2 separate regions of the Homo sapiens genome follow, and region 2 is linked to region 1. A link is a loop called in an ENCODE intact Hi-C map of the cell type or tissue named here. Cell type or tissue: mesothelial cell of epicardium. All regions are shown on one strand. Each heading gives the region's core, and the rest is flanking DNA. Links, peaks and the distances in the headings are about the cores only.

Region 1 (8,335 bases), core at 313-8,312:
GTAAATAAAAAAATAATAAAAGAATGATGGTTAAGAACTTTCCAGAATGGTAGAAAGACCAAACTCTTAGGCTGAAAGTGTATTCTGAGTGAAGTTGCAGAATGTCCAAATAAAGAAAATATTTTTTTTTAAATTATACTTTAAGTTCTAGGGTACGTGTGCACAACATGCAGGTTTGTTACATATGTATACATGTGCCATGTTGGTGTGCTGCACCCATTAACTGGTCATTTACATTAGGTATATCTCCTAATACTGTCCCTCCCCCCAAGAAAATCTTAAAGGCAATCAGAGAGAAGAATTAGATTATCTAACAATGAAGCACAGTTAGACTGATGGTAATTTTCTCATGAGCCACAATGAAGTCAGAGATAGTAATAACAACAGCTAACACTTAAATGGTACTATGTCCCAAGCATAATGCAAAGTACTTCATGCATATTAACTAATTTAATCTTCACAACAATTCTGTGAGATGGGATTCTTATTATCCCCTTTTTACAGTTGAGGAAACTGAGCCAAAAGGAAGTTTAATGGTTCTTGTCCAAGGTCTTGCATCTAGTAAGTAGAGAAGCTGGGACTCAAACTGAGCTGATCTGGCTCCAAATGCTCATACTTACTGCTCTGTAATGCTTCTCACTGTAGAGAAATATGTTCAAAGTAATGAGGGAAAATAAATGACAACCTAAGATTTTATTTCCAGCTAAATTAAGAAATGTTTTGGTGCACGAAAATTAAAAGACATATATTACCCATAGACATTCATTTTAAAAATTATTAATGTATGTATTTCCACAAGAAGAAAAATTAACTAAAAGGGAAGGCATAGGAGTCAAGAAACAGTGAGGACTTGATCATCTGTTTGGTAAACTTAATTATGAAGTATAAAAATTATTAATTTTTTTCTTTTGTTTCTTTCTTTTTTTCTTTTTTCTTTTTTTTTTTTTTTTTCTTTTTTGAGATGGAGTCTGACTCTGTCACCCAGGCTGGAGTGCAGTGGCACTATCTCAGCTCACTGCCACTATCTGAGCTCACTGCCACCTCTACCTCCTGGGTTCAAGGGATTCTCCTGTCTCAGCCTCTCAAGTAGCTGGGATTACAGGCGTGTGCCACCACACCTGGCTAATTTTTGTATTTTTAGTAGAGATGGGGTTTCACCATGTTGGCCAGCCTGGTCTTGAACTCCTGGCCTCAAGTGATCTGCCCACCTCGGCCTCCCAAAGTGCTGGGATTACAGGCATGAGCCACCAAGCCTGGCCAAAAATTATTAATTTTTAAAGAAGAGATAAAACTTAGCTGACAATAACAAGATAAGTAAGATGATAATTATAATGTGTTTATGTTTCTTTTCATGATTTAAATGAGCACAGAAATATGGAATGACTTCAGATTTATTTTGTGTGAATTATAAAGGTAATAGAAAACTTTATCAATGCAGCAGAGTAAATGGAAGGAAAAAAGGAAACAAAGAAAATGAACGGCAAATAGAAAGTGCAAAATAAAATGGTAGGAATTGCTTCAAGTAGATCAGTAATTACAATAAATGTAAATGGAATAAATTCATTGATAAAGATGTAGGGATTATCAGATTAAAGTTTTTAAAATTCTGGGGCATACTGTCAAAGCCACATAGCAAAATTGTAGTAGAGGTAGAGAAAAAGATATACAATATTGTACAAATACTAACAAGAATAATGCTGAGATTATAATAGTTAAGTCAGACAAAATAAAGTTTAATGTAAAAAAAGTAATAGCAACAAAGGGATGATATAGAACATTAAAAGAAATGACTTTCTAAGAATGTATAGTAGTAATAAACTTACATGGCCTTACCAATGTAACCTCAAAATATAAAAAGCAAAACTGACTAAATTACTAGAAAAAATGGGAAAAAATTGTTATAATGGAAAATTTTAACTGATCTTTTAAAAATGTTATATAAAGCTGACAAAAATATTTAGAATTTAAATTTAAACAAAAACATTAAACACTTTAAAATCTATATAAAATGCTGTATCCATTAAATGAAGAATACACATTATTTTCAGATACATGTGGAACACTTAAAAAGTGATCATATGTTAGATCACAATATTTTCAAAGAGATAAAATAATAAGGTCTACATTCTCTGTTCACATTGCAATTAAATTGAATGTCAAACTTCCAAAAGTTTGGAAACTAAAAAATGCACTCTAAACAACAGATGGGTTAGAAGGGAAATCATAATGAAACAGAAAATATTTTGAACTGAAGAGCATTCAAATGATTACATATCAAACAAGTATACAGCTAAAGTGATACTTTGAGGTAAATATAACCCCTACTACCCGCCACATACACACACTCCACCTACCCAGTTCCTTCCCTGGAAATTGCTTATGTTTCCAGTTTCGTTTGTATTCATCCACAGATATTCAAACCGTATGCAAGCATATATGTATAGGCTTAGTAATGTGCAAAACAATGTGTGCAGTATGCTACCATTGGTATAAAAATGTTATAAGAAATACATACAAATTTCAGTTCATACATCTTGAAGATTTTCTTTTTTATGACTGCACTATATTAATTGTGCAACCTGTGAATCATTTGCATTAAAATCAGAAACAAGACAAGGATGCCCACTCTCAGCCAACTATTCAGTACTGGAGTTCCTGTCTAAGGCAAAGCTGGAAAATAAATAAGCAGCTTAATACTTGGAAGAGAAGAGGTGAGACTTTTTATATGCAGGCAATACAATTATCTGCATAGAAATCCCTCCTCCCAAACCCCAGGAATATTCACTGTCAGATTATTCAAATGAATATGTGAGTTAAACAAGATTGCTGGATGCAAAATCAACATTTTAAAAATGGTTATGTTTTTATATGCTCTAAATTCAGAATTTTAATTGAAAAATATCTCATCATACCATTACATGTCACATCCTCCAATCATCATGAAAAACAAGAAAAGAACATGGCACCTGCAGACTAAAGCTTGAAAAATCCCAATAAAGATGTTCTCTCTCTCTCTCTCTCTCTTTTTTTTTTTAATCAGATTGCTTCATTTGCCTGTGCCTGAGCCAACGATTGTGGTGCAGAGAGAGATAGGATCTGTGATTAACAGTCTTTGGTAAAACAGATGAATGAGGCAAGGAAGGAACAATTATCTCCAAATAGGTGGGGATCTTCAGTAGCAAACGTGTTTTTTATCTACCACACATCTCTCTCCCCAGTAAACAGCTCATTAAGGGCAAAGACTATGTTGAATTGTCTCTTCAGCACCTAGGCTTAGCACTGTGCCTTACATATGACAAAGTCTCAATAAGTAATCAGTGAATGAGTGAGTGCATGTGAGCCAGGACCAACAAGACTGGATCAGCCTCTCCTTTTGCAAGACCACCCAGAACCCCCACAGCTGGGGACAGAGACTCTTCACCAAGCCCCAGCTGAGTGAGTGGGAAATGAGGGAAGTAGCTTTTGATTGATATAAATGGGATCACTTAGAGGACAAATGTGACTGCCACCCAAGGCACTGATGTAGGACCCTTGAAGGGAAGTGATCACATTGAACTTGGCTGTGTCCAACATGGTTAGTGGTTTCCAGGAGTGTAGAGTCTTCTGTGCATTGGGAAATGAGGACAGCCTCTCATTTTGCCCAGCATTTTTTGGGACTGGTTCCCTTTTATTTCATGACCTAAGAGAAATAAGTGATCCTGTCTTTTTTTTTCTTTTTTTGAGACAGGGTCTTGGTCTGTCATCAAGCTAGACCGTAGTGGCATGATCATAGCTCACTGCAGTCTCCAATTCCTGGGCTCAAGAGATCCTCCAACCTCAGCCTCCTGAATAGCTGGGACTAGGTAAGAGTCACCATACCCAGCTAATTTAAATATATATATATATATATATATATGTGTGTGTGTGTGTGTGTGTGTGTCTGTCTGTATGTGTGTATTTATATGTATATATGTATATATATATATACACACACATATATGTATTCGTAGAGATGGGGTCAACACAGTTAATGTTGCCCAGGCTGGTCTCAAACTCTGACCTCAAGTGATCCTCTCACCTCAGCTTTCCAAAGTTCTGGGATTACAGGAGTGAGCCACCATGCCTAAGTGATCTTGCCTCTTAAGTACAGACAGAACCCCCAATGCTGCTCTCTTCAGCCTCAATACCACCATTAATTAAGCACACAAAGGGACAGTGAGAGGAAATTGACATTTGAATATAACCAGAGATTGGTGGAAATCTTTTAGGAGCAAGGACTCCTGCAGTGTCTTTGCCCAAGCCATGCGTTTTGCTGTAACACCACATTGTCTCCTCCCAAGACCCAAGTTCTCTTTGCCCTTTGAGGCTGAACACATATCACACTTCCCTGGGGAAGTCTTCCATGACTATTCTCCTTAGAGAGCATTTCTCTGGACACTGAACTCCTGTAGCACTATCACCAATATCTAACTCTCTTTTCTGTGCCACATTTTTTCCTCTTGGAGACTTTTCTTCCTCCCAACACTTTGGAAATCTGATGGGCTGTCAATCAAGGGGAACTGCCTTCCCACCACCTGAGGAGCCATAAAACTCAGGTTGGCCAACCCGAGTACCCCATTTACCTGACACAGTGATGGGTCCAAGAGTGGGCAAAGGAACAAAATGGGCTTTGGGAGAGGGAGGATTTCTCTCCTTCTGACGGACCATGGCTGGAGACAATGAGCATCAGGTTTTCTGCAACATGGAAAAAGTGTCAAGAAGTGAGGGCACACTGAGGAAAGCAAATTTGAGATATGGGCAAAGAATATCCTGATTATATCACAAGAGTGCCCTGGATTGAGCTGTGCCTGAAGCGAGACTACTCTACTACGTGAGCCAGCGCCTTTCCCTTTTGTCTTGAAGTGCTCTGAACTTGAGTTCCCTCAAACCAACAGTCTCGACCAATTCTCTCTCTTATAATTAGGACCATTTATTTGGCACATAAAATTATTGCAACCCAGTGAAGCTGGTTCCTCAGAATGTCTCACTTTTTTACAGAAAGATTTGACTAAACTCTGCTATATATCAGGGCCATCAGGCCAGACTCTTGGTTTCTTTCTGTATGAGCCCTTGTTTCTTTATTTTGTAAAAAAATGTTTTTCAACCTTTCTTTTTGCACACTTTTTTCTCTCCATATGGTCTATCATGCTTTGGTGCCAAAATAATTTAGACTCACATCAAATTGCTTAAGATAGCTTATGCAGAATTTCCACTGCTCTCTGGCTTTGTCTGAGCCTCCCCCTCTGGGGTGTGTGTGTGTGTGTGTGTGTGTGTGTGTGTGTGTGTGTACTGTCTCCTTCCCTCACTCACTGCTCCATTTAGGAAACAGGTGTGCACAACCTCACAACCCCATTCTCCAAATGCCTCCTTCTCAGCCCAACACCTCACTTGAAGATAGCTTTTGCAGAATCGGGTGCCAAGAAAGGATCCCTCCCCTAAGGCCTCAGGGGACCCCCAGATTTAGGACACTCCTGGGTGTTCTCTGGTGCAGTCTCTCATCTGTTTTCAAAGAGCTGGAGAGCAGGGATCTGGCTAATTCTCCTGTCACCATCTCAGGCTCTACCTTAACTTAATCACCCTTTATCATGTGAGTACTTGCTCTAGAGCCCACAGTGGCTCCCTTGTGCTACCCACACCTAAACCAACCTCGTGCCAGAACCTGCCCTGCTTAGGCTAACTTCCTTCCTGCACGTTCTCTCTCCATCCCCCAGATTGGTGGGCTGACCCTCTCCCTGCTTCATAAAAAAATATCAAGCTCATTCTCCCCTCAAGACTTTTGCTCTTTGTGCTCTTCCTGTCTGGAATACCCTTCTCTCTTCTTTCTCCCTCCTCCAAATCTTACACAGCCCACTTCAAGTCCCTCCTCTTCTGTGCAGCCTTCTCTGATTTTTCTAGTTCATGATTTACCCCTTTTCTGAATTGTTCCATAGTTAGGACTATACAGCTTGTTATTTAGCTGTTGCACACTTTGGTATTTGACTCTATCTTGCCCCCTTACTGAAATATGTGTTTTTTGAATTTAAGGACCATTTCTTAAGCAGGTTTTATTCCTCTCACTCCATCAAGCATGGAAACAGTTGCTCACACATTGTAGCTCATAGGCGTCATAGGCATCATCCTGGGAATTTGTTTTAGAAATACAGATTCCCTGGATCCTCCCTTGGAGAGTCTGACTTTTAATAGGTTTGGGGCAAGATGCTTGGATCTGTGCTTTTAAAAGCCCCATGACGTAAGGCATTGCTGAAGCGAGTTTGGAAAACAGTTTGGGTGAATATATTGTCAAACCTCAAATCAAGATACTCATCTGACAAGCTCAAGTATTTTTATGACAAAAAGCCACAGGACATTTTAAATGTGTAGGGACTTGGAAATCCCAGGATGTGTGGTTCTCCTGCACTTGGTGACGGGGCTCCATTTTGGAGGTCATATGGTGTGATGGCTAAGAGCATGGGCTTGGAGTCTGACAAGGGTTTGAATCCTGGTTCACTCACTCATTGTGGGACTTTGAACAATATAACCTCTCTGAACCTTCGCTTCCTCATCTGTTAAACAGAAGTAAAAATAGAAGCCACTTTCCAGGATGACTGTGAGAATTAAACAAGGTCCCATATGTAAAGCACTCAGCTCCATGCCTGGCACAGAATACATAGTTGTAACAAGTACTAGCAGGTGTTAAATTATTGAAGTTGGAAAATCTGCCAGTTTGTAGGAAGTTTTTGATCCAGGAAACTCTATGTTGGTGAGGCACACTCTCTATTGCTTTTGAGAGGGAGCACTCGGGAAGACCTCTTAGTCCTAATGAAAGTGCTTACCCACCACTGGGGAGGAGGGGTCCAACATCATGAAGCAGCTGAAAGGCAGACTGAGAAGTACTCTATCTATTATGCAAATTGGGAGTACTCCCAGCACTATCTCCTTGCTGAGTTAGAGAACCTTTTCCTTCCTCAATCTGTATTTATGCAGCATCACAACTGGAAATCATTGTTTGTTTCTTGGAAGTACTTGTGCCCTTGCCCTTTCTTTGCCCACAGGAGATTGAGGGGACATCCGTAGCAGAGGGACGGAGAGCCTGGACTTTTCACTCCTAATGTCAGAGGAAAAACTATGACCAGGACTTAGCCTGGGCCAGGATGTTGTGACCACCATATGGTGTCATTTAAGACCAGCAAACCCAGGCTTTAGAAATGCATTAGCTGTGTCTTATATGAGGCAGGGGGACAAGCCCAGCAGGTGGAATGGGGCTTTGCATGCAAGCAATAGATCAGCAGATCAATGGATCAATGGGCCAGTGAATCACTTGCTGAATGGGTTTCTCCTACAGGCCGTGAATACTCCCATGGGTCAAGAAAAGAACAGGGTCTTAGTTTGGGCAGACGGAAGTTTTCCTCCCCTCTTAGGGACCAACAGGCACTTGGATCTGTACTATGAGAGGACAAGAAGCCTGGAAAATGTCATTCTGAGGGAGGTTCATGGCCTCTGGTACCATTTTCGAGACATGGGTTCAAAGGTTCTGTGTCACATGGCATTCTGCCAGGGAGGTGGGAACTCTCAGCTCAAGCAGTAGGTGAAAAGCCCTCTCTTGTTTAAGCTTCAGTTTCCATAATTTTTGACAGGATCTCATGGGAAGAATTTAGTGGCAGAAATAACTTAGCGGAGATCATCCCTTCCTGGGGTGGGAGTCTTAGTGGCAGTTACCAGCAGAAAAGCTAATGGGGTAACCCGAGAAATCTTCCTGGAGGAGGAGATGTTGGCTGAATCATCGATCAGCTCATATCACTGAGCCAAATGCTTGTCATTGGCTTTGGGGGGGCAACGTAGGGCCCACAGTTCCCCTCATCATCCTCAGAGTTGACACTCCCCAGTGCCTCACAGAGATGATTTCAGGGTTCAGAAATTCTGACTCCCAACCCCCTTGGGTCCACTTCCCCTCTTATCATGCAGGCCATCTCCCCGGTCTTGGCTTACCCTGTGACCACACTGCATTCTCCTTCCACATGCCCTGACACACGCTCTGAAATGCCAGGGTTCTCATGAGTCCAGCCTGCCAGGAGCAAGGCTTGCCAAAGCTGTGTCCCAGCCAAGCGGGTGGCCTGCGGAGTGAGCCATAGGACTGCATTCAGCCCAGTTCCAAGCTGGAAGGTGAGGGCAGCCTCCCAACTATTTCTTCCAACCTCAGAAACGATTCAGTGCTGGCAGTTCACACGAGGTCCCCCTGACATCTCCAGTCAGGAATGCAACTTGCTGTGGATTCTGAGGCAAAGAGAAGACCATTAGGAAGGAGGGAAGTCATTAGCAGATGGGATGACCGGCATGCATG
Region 2 (8,335 bases), core at 297-8,296, 440 kb before region 1:
TTATGCTTGAAAGCTAAAGAGGAGGGGAGCAAATACCTCCTATGAGCTGGGCACAGTCATGCTGTCAAGCAATGCTCTGCGTTATTCTATTTGATCCACTGGTCTAAGAGGATAGGGCCATCGACTTCTTTTTAGCAGTCCAGAAAGTAGAGACTCAGAGGAGTTAAGAAACTGCACCAACTCTGGATGGGCATGGTGGCTCATGCCTATAATCCCAGCATTTGGGAGGCCAAGGCAGGTGGATCACCTGAGGTCAAGGGTTCGAGACCATCCTGATCAACATGGTGAAACCCTGTCTCTGCTAAAAATACAAAAATTAGCTGGGCATGGTGGCGGGCACCTGTAATCCCAGCTACTCAGGAAGCTGCGGCAGGAGAATCACTTGAATCCAGGAGGCAGAGGTTGCAGTGAGCCAAGATCGTGCCACTGCACTCCAGCCTGGGTGACAGAGCGAGACTCCGTCTCAAAAAAAAAAAAAAAAAAAAATTAGCCAGGCGTTGTGGCACACACCTCTAATCCCATCTACATGGGAGGCTGAGTCAGGAAAATTGCTTGTACCTGGGAGGCGGAGGTTGTAGTGAGCCGAGATTGTGCCATTGCACTCTAGCCTGGGCAACAAAAGCAAAACTCCATCTGAAAAAAAAAAAAAAAAGGAAAAGAAACTGCACCAAGTCACAGAACTAGTGAGTGGCAGAGCCACAACTTTAACCCAGAGTCCCAGTGAGGCTGGGAATTACGGGAGAGGTCAGAGAGGGGAAGAACTGGCTATCAGAGTGGACAAGTGAGGTAAGAAGTGTCTTGGAGGATAAAATCCTTTAAGAGAGAAGCCAAGGGAAGAAGGTGGAAAGGAAGATGAGGCCCCAAATAACCCTGGTTCAGTCATTAATTCATTCAACAAACATTTGCAATTCCAGCTGCTAAGTTTTCTTCAGAGCCTCAGCTGCCTGAAGAGCAGCCATGAAGAGCTATTTAAGATGCATGTCATCCTTAAAACCCACTTACCAGGTGTGTGTATCAGATTTCCCAGCTGGACTTAAACCGATGCAGTTCTGACCTCTAACCCTTGACTTCTAGTAGCAGATTACCAGAATCCATATCTCAGCTTCTACATTTCCTAGCTGTGAGACTTTGGGCAAGTCACTTGACCTCTCTGGGCCTTTGTTTCCTCATCTGTAAAAGGGAATAATAATGATAGTAACTACCTGGCACACAGTGATCATTTATTGGACGTAAGTTGAGTTCTGTGGCCTATAGCCTAGGATGGAACCTGGTCTGTCTTCACCTCACTAACCTATGGTATGAACTTCAGATGTTTCTAATGCAGACCCAGCCTGCTTCACTCTTCTTTTTTTTTTTTTTTTTTTTTTAAATAGAGATGGGGCCAGGCATAGTGGCTCATGCCTGTAATCCCAACACTTCGGGAGGCCAAGGCACGAACTTAGGACTTCCAGACCAGCCTGGCCAACATAGTAAGACCCTGTCTCTCTCTCTCTATTTTTTGTTTGGTTGTTTGTTTTGAAGACAGGGTCTCACTCTGTGGCTCAGGCTGGAATGCAATTTTTTTGGCTTGCTCCAAACATAATCGTAGCTCACTGTGATGGGATGAAAAAGGGGAGCACGTGCTGGCAATCCCTAAAGCCATGCAGAGCAGAAGCTGAACCCCATTGCTACATAGATCCTTTGACACATAAAGGCCAGATCTCCCCATTCTGGGCTGGCGAGATGTGTGGAATCAACCCCAGAGATACATCCAGGAAATATGGTGGAGAAAAAACTCTTAGGGAAATACACCATCACCCCTCTTCTGGGGGACCCCTGGGGTCTCCAGCCCCTGGTGTGTTTTCTCCTGTGCTGGCAGCAGGCATAGCCCCGAGTCTATGGGCTGCAGCCCCCCTTTCTCTGCTGTGGATGTGGTCAACTGGGGTCCTATGAATGAGCTGCTCTCGGTTTGCTTTGGTTTCCAGCCAAAAGATTCTCTGGGCTCAGGATGGAAATGTAGGTCTGCTCCGAGGTGGACTGACTGGATCCTAAGCTTCATTTAGAATAAAAAATGTTATGAGTAAGACAGGAACTTGGGAGCATGTGCTGTCCCCTCTCCCACTGGGGCATTTTGGGACCCTGGATTGTGTCTCATTTTAATCCGATTGCTCCAGGGACCTTGACCTGGCCTGGCCTTTGCTCAGTTGTGTGGCTTCCATTGCCTCCAACACCCTTCTGCCTCCTCCTTGAGTAACCCCAACTCCCTGTCAAGCCTCAGCTTAGGGGCCACTTTCTCCAGGAAGCCCCCATGACTTCCTCAAGACAAGAAGTTGCTTTGCCTGCCCTGGGGTTTCCTCTACCCAGTTTCCTCTCTGAGGCCACAGGACATCATAATGCACTTGCTTGTTTAATCGTCTGTTTCTCTTTTTACACTGTAGCCCTGAAGGTCAGAGATTGGGTCTGACTTATTCACTCTTGTAGCCTCAGTGCCTAGGGTGTTGGGCTCATAGTAGGTGTCCAGTGAATGTTGAATAAATGAACAAATGATGAGCTAGGGCAGGGTGGGTCTCTGGGTCTACACAACAGAGATGACCTAGAATAATACAGAACTTTTGGAAGAAGAAAAACAAACCAGGAGCAAGGCATGGTGGCATGTGCCTGTGGTCCAAGTTACTTGGGACGTGTGAGGATTGCTTAAGCCCAGGAGTTTGAGGTTACAGTGAGCCATGATGGTACCACTGCACTCCAGCCTGGACAACATCTCGGTTTGCCACCCAGGCTGGAGTATAGTGGCACAATCATTGCTCACTGCAGCCTCAACCTCCTGGGCTCAAGAGATCCTCCCACCTCAGCCTCTCGAGTCACTGGGCCTGCAGGCGTGCACCGCTACATCCAGCTAATTTTATTTTTTTGTAGAGTTGGGGTCTCACTGTGTTGTCCAGGCTGGTCTCAAACTCCTTTCATCAGAGGTTTTATTTGTTTGTTTTTGGTTTTTTGAGACGGAGTTTTGCTCTTGTCGCCCAGGCTGAGGTACAATGTCGCAATCTCGGCTCACTGCAACCTCTGCCTCCCAGGTTCGAGAGATTCTCCTGCCTCAGCCTCCCGAGTAGTTGGGATTACAGGCGCGCCCCACTATGCCTGGCTAAATTTTCGTGTGTTTTTAGTAGAGACGGGTTTTTGCCATGTTGGCCAGGCTAGTCTCGAACTCCTGACCTCAGGTGATCCGCCTGCTTCAGCCTCCCGAAGTGCTGGGATTACAGGCGTGAGCCACTACATCCGGCCCTTGTCTGTTTTTAAGATGGAATCTCACTCTGTCACCCAGGCTGGAGCGTAGTGGTGGGATCTCGGCTTACCGCAACCTCCGCCTCCCGGGTTCAAGTGATTCTCCTGCCTCAGTCTCACAAATAGCTGGGATTACAGGTGCCCACAACCACACCCAGCTAATTTTTTTTTTATATATTTTTAGTAGAAATAGGGTTTCATCACGTTGGCCAGGCTGGTCTCGAGCTCCTGACCTTAACTGATCCTCCCACCTCAAACTCCCAAAGTGCTGGGATTATAGGCGTGAGCCACCCGTGCTTGGCCTCGAACTCCTGAGCTCAAGCAATCCTCCTACCTTGGCCTCCCAAAATGTTGGGATTATAGGTGTGAGCCACAGCACCTGCCAACCCTGTCTCTTAAAAAAAAAAAAGAAAGAAAAACAAACCAGAGAGGAAGTCCCCAGGGTGCCTGCTCACCAAAATACCCACCTTGCTGTGGCGCTCTTTCACCCCTTCCAACTACTGCCTGTTTTTAATCAGACAGAACTTCAAGAGCAAGAGGCTGCTTGAATAGTTTGCTGTTTGGTGCTCCCAAGCCTTGGTAGATGTGGGTCAGCTTCATCTGAGTTGGAGCTAAGTGCTTGGTTACAAGGAATAAAGTTCTCCTGGAATTCCCTCAAAAAGAAAGAATGCTGGTCCCAGGGCTGTGTGTGTGTGATGATCATAAGGACAGAATCTCATGGAAAGCTAGGAGCAGGAAGTGCAAGAGGACGTAGACTCCCTGGAAGCATAGTTATAGGGCATCTGCATCCAAGCTAGCACCAGGGACCTCTTGCATTCAGAAATTCATGGATTTTCACCTTAGGGTTGCACCATCAATGTGATGGGGGCTCTCTGTGTGTCTGCTCCTCTCATCTCCTTGTGTCTGATGGGGGACTTTTTCCCGAGAGAGGCAGAGGATTGGCCCCAGCTCATGATGCTATGCCAGACATAGACACGGGCTACTGGGGACGGGCCCCATTCCCAATCCACTTGTGGTTGGCAAGGGGTGTACAGAAGAAAGCAGGGTCATAGGATGCCACATGTGATCCCACAAGCAGGCAAGATCTGAGGTTGAGTGTGCCCAGGACACATGCCCAGGGCGGTCTGTGAGACCAGTCCTCTCCTACTCAGCTCCCCGCGCCAGGGCTCTGCTCAGATGCGAAAGCCACAATTCGAAGTTCACTGGCATGGTCCTCAGTCCTGCATCATGAACAGCAGAATGTAATATTTATTGCCCCCCTACAGACTGGGTGTCAAGGTGAAAAAAAAGTAATAATTCTAAATCTCACACAAGGGCTTTGGAGATCAATGAGGTAATTTACATGAAATAGTTTGGGCTCTCTGGGAAACAAAGTATGGCATAAATTTTGGCTTTTTCAGTGGATGGATCCTCATGCCAATAACTCACCCCAGTTAATGAAAAACTTGCTTGGCTGTGTAGACAGCAGGAATGTGCAGGCTACTATCCGAGTTCAGAATGGAATATTTTGGCCCGGCAGGGACTTCCTCTAACCATGATGCAGACACTTGTCTTACGATTTTTTCAGGCTGGGCACAGTGGTTCACACCTATAATGCCAGCGGTTGGGGAGGCCGAAGCGGGCGGGTCACTTTGAGGTCAGGAGTTTGAGACCAGCCTGGACAACATGGTGAAACTCCATGTTTACTAAAAATACAAAAATTAGCCAGATGTGGTGCGTGCCTGTAAATCCCAGCTATTTGGGAGGCTGAGGTGGCAGGATCGCTTGAACCTGGGAGGTGGAGGTTGCAGTAAGTGAAGATCGTGCCACTGTACTCCAGCCTGGGTGACAGAGTGAGACCCTGTCTCAAAAAAAAAAAAAAGACTTTTTATCACAGGGCAACATACAAATAAATAGGCATTGGGTGTTTGGGATCTGCAATACAGTGGCCCATCTAAATAATGCCTGGGACCACACCATCAAATCTTAACCTTATATTTATTTATTTATTTTATTTTATTTTTGAGAAGGAAACTCAAGGCTGCAGTGAGCCAAGATCATGCCGCTGCACACCAGCCTAGGCGACAGAGCAAGACTCTGTCTGAAAAAAAAAAAAATTAAAAAACAAAAAGAGAAGGAATCTCACTCTGTCACCCAGGCTGGAGTGCAGTGGTACGATCTCCGCTCACTGCAACCTCCTCCTCCTGGGTTCAAAAGATTCTCCTGTCTCAGCCTCCCAAGTAGCTGAGATTACAGGCACCCGCCACCACGCCTGGCTAATTTTTGTAATTTTGGTAGAGACGAGGGGTTTCACCATGTTGGCCAGGCTGGTCTTGAAGTGCTGACCTCAAGTTATCCGCCTGCCTTGGGCTCCCAAAGTGCTAGGATTACAGGCGTGAGCCACCGTGCCCAGCCTCTTAACCATATTTTGATGGCTTCTAACTTAACTCTAGATCCTAAGGGCTGTTTTTTCTTACAAGTACAAATAGCACAAGTTACTTGAAACAATGGAAAAATGCTCAGTTTCCACCACTGAATGAGTCCTAAAAAACTCTTCGAAAGAGTTGTTTCTGCTCATGCCCATGCTTACAATTTAGAGCTCACTCTCATCAGGCTTTTGTTCTTACCACTCCAGGAAAAGTGCTCCTGCTGAGGCCATCTGTGATCTCTGTGTTCCCATAGTCAATGGCTGCTTCTCTTTCTTCATCTGACTCAAACTGTCAGCCACATTTGATACCACTGATTACTCCCCTTTGCAACACTTTGTCCACTTGGCTTCCAGAACACCATGGCTACCATTCTTTCTCCTCATTGCACAGCTCATGGGCGCCATGTAGATTCACCAAGGTTTGACAAACTACAGCCTGCAGGCCAAATCCAGTAAAGCTTTACTGGAACAACCGTGTCCATTCACTTCCATATTGTCTTTGGCTGCTTTTGCACTATAATGGCAGCGTTGAGAGGTGGCAACAGAGACCACATAGTCCACAAAGCCAAAAATATTTACTATGTGCCCCTTAATGGGCCAACTTGCCAACCCGTGGCACAGACTCATTGGGTACCTGGTGTTGTCTCCTACCCCACTGACCACTCCTTCTGGTCTTCTTTGCTTCTCCTCGTCTCCTTGATGTCTAAGCCCAGAGTCCTTGAACTCTTCTCTTCTCCCTCTGTACCTAGTCCCTGGGTGAGCACATCCAAACCAATAGACCAGTATATCCAATAGACTTCTCAAACTTAGCCCAAACTGAACTCTTGTTTTCTTCTCTGCCATCCTAGTCTTCCTGTGGTTTTGCTCATTTCAGTTAGTGGCAGCTCCATCCTTCTAGGTGCTCGGGCCAAATACACTGCAGTTATCAATGACCCTTTTCTCTCATACCAACAGCTAAGACTCCAACAAATCCTGCTGAACCTACCTTCAAAACGTGCCCCTCTCCCATTCACATCTCAGTCCTTCCGCCCCATTGTCACACTGAAACAGCCATTATCTCCTGCCTGGACTATTTCAGTAGCCTCTAATTGGTCTCTCTTTTCAGGCCGTTGATCCTTCCAACCTCTCTCACAGCAGACTAAGCAAACCTTTCAAATAGAAGCCAACCATAGCGTTTCCATGGCTTTCCAGCTCACTCCGGGTGAAAACCAGATATTTCCTGCATCCTCCTATTTGAACACCTCTTCACCCCTGCTTGCTACACTGGTCTCCTCGTGACGTGAAATCCACAAAAAGTCCCTGCCTCAGGGGCTCTGCTTTTGCTGTTCCTTCTGCCAGGAATCCTTTTCCCCTAGATATTTGCATGACTGCCTCATGTCTTTTTTATTTTTTAGTACAGACAGAGTTTTACCATGCTGGCCAGGCTGGGCTCGAACTCCTGACCTCAGGTGATCTGCCTGCCTTGGCCTCCCAAAGTGCTGGGATTACAGGCATGAGCCACTACAGCTGGTGTGTTTTTTTTTTTTTTTTTTTTTTTTTTTTTTTGAGACAAGAGTCTTGTTCTGTCACCCAGGCTGGAGTGCAGCGGTATGATCTTGGCTCACTGCAACCTCCGCCTCCTGGGTTCAAGCGATTCTCCTGCCTCAGCCTCCTGAGTAGCTGGGACTACAGGCCTGTGTCACCACGCCCAGCTAATTTTTGTATTTTAGTAGAGACGGGGTTTCACCATGTTGGCCAGGATGGTTTCGATTTCTTGACCTTGTGATCTGCCCGCCTTGGCCTCCCGAAGTGCTGGGATTACAGGCGTGAACCACTGCGCCCAGCCCTGCCTCACGTCTTCTTAACATGAGCCTCCCCGGACCGCCCTAAATAAAACAGCGGCCTCCCCGACTCTCCCCACTCCCTTCTCACCACCATCTGATACACTCTGCTTTGACTTCTGTGTGTGTTGAGTGTTCATCTTGCCCTCTCAGTTATAAACTCCATGAAGGCAGACTTTTGTTTTGTTTACTGCATGTCCCCGTTGCTTAAAACAGGGCTTGGTACTCAGGAAATACTTTGTTTTGTTTTTTAGAGACAGGGTCTCACTATGTTGCCTGCCCAAGCCGGCCTCGAACACCTGGGTTCAAGTGATCCTCCCGCTTCAAATCCTAAGTAGTTGAGACTACAGGTGTGCACCATTGTGCTCTCAGTAAATATTTAAATATCTTTTCCCCCTTACAATTCTGTGAACTCTGCGTTTAAGTTAAGGACGTGAATCTGTGGCTGGGTGCAGTGGCTCATGCCTGTAATTCCAACACCGTAGGAGGCTGAGGTGGGTGGATCACATGAGGCCAGGAGTTCGAGACCAGCCTGGGAAACATGGTGAAACCCTATCTCTACAAAAAGTACAAAAATTAGCCAGGGTGGTGGTGCACACCTGTAGTCTCAGCTACTTGGGAGGTTGAGGCAGGAGAACTGCTTGGATCCAGGAGGCAGAGGTTACAGTGAGCTGAGATGGTGCCATTGCACTTAGCCTAGGTGACGGAGCGAGGAGAATCTGTCTCAAAAAAACAAAAACAAACAAAAAAAACACCAACTTAGGTTAGGGCACTTGCACGAGATCAAATTAGGGTGGGAGTGAGGCTGACGTGGAATTTGGAGTTTATACCTGAGGGCTGTCTGACT

The links. Hi-C counts contacts between places; a loop is a spot of excess contacts. Peaks named below come from ENCODE experiments on the same cell type or tissue, not always from the same donor. Only the 100,000 strongest peaks of a DNase experiment are listed, where the experiment ranks them.
Region 2: it touches region 1 in a loop (29-fold over the local background); 1 of 110 quality-filtered maps calls a loop at or near these places.

The regions. Positions count from the first base shown.
Region 1 is chr4:26,007,344-26,015,678 of GRCh38, forward strand. No RefSeq gene overlaps it. Among named protein-coding and RNA genes, the nearest start is that of LINC02357, 59 kb to the right of the region's middle. In mesothelial cell of epicardium, for the core only: no CTCF peak of the experiment used is centred there; no DNase peak of the experiment used is centred there.
Region 2 is chr4:25,569,892-25,578,226 of GRCh38, forward strand. No RefSeq gene overlaps it. Among named protein-coding and RNA genes, the nearest start is that of SLC34A2, 82 kb to the right of the region's middle. In mesothelial cell of epicardium, for the core only: no CTCF peak of the experiment used is centred there; a DNase peak (open chromatin) is centred at 4,299.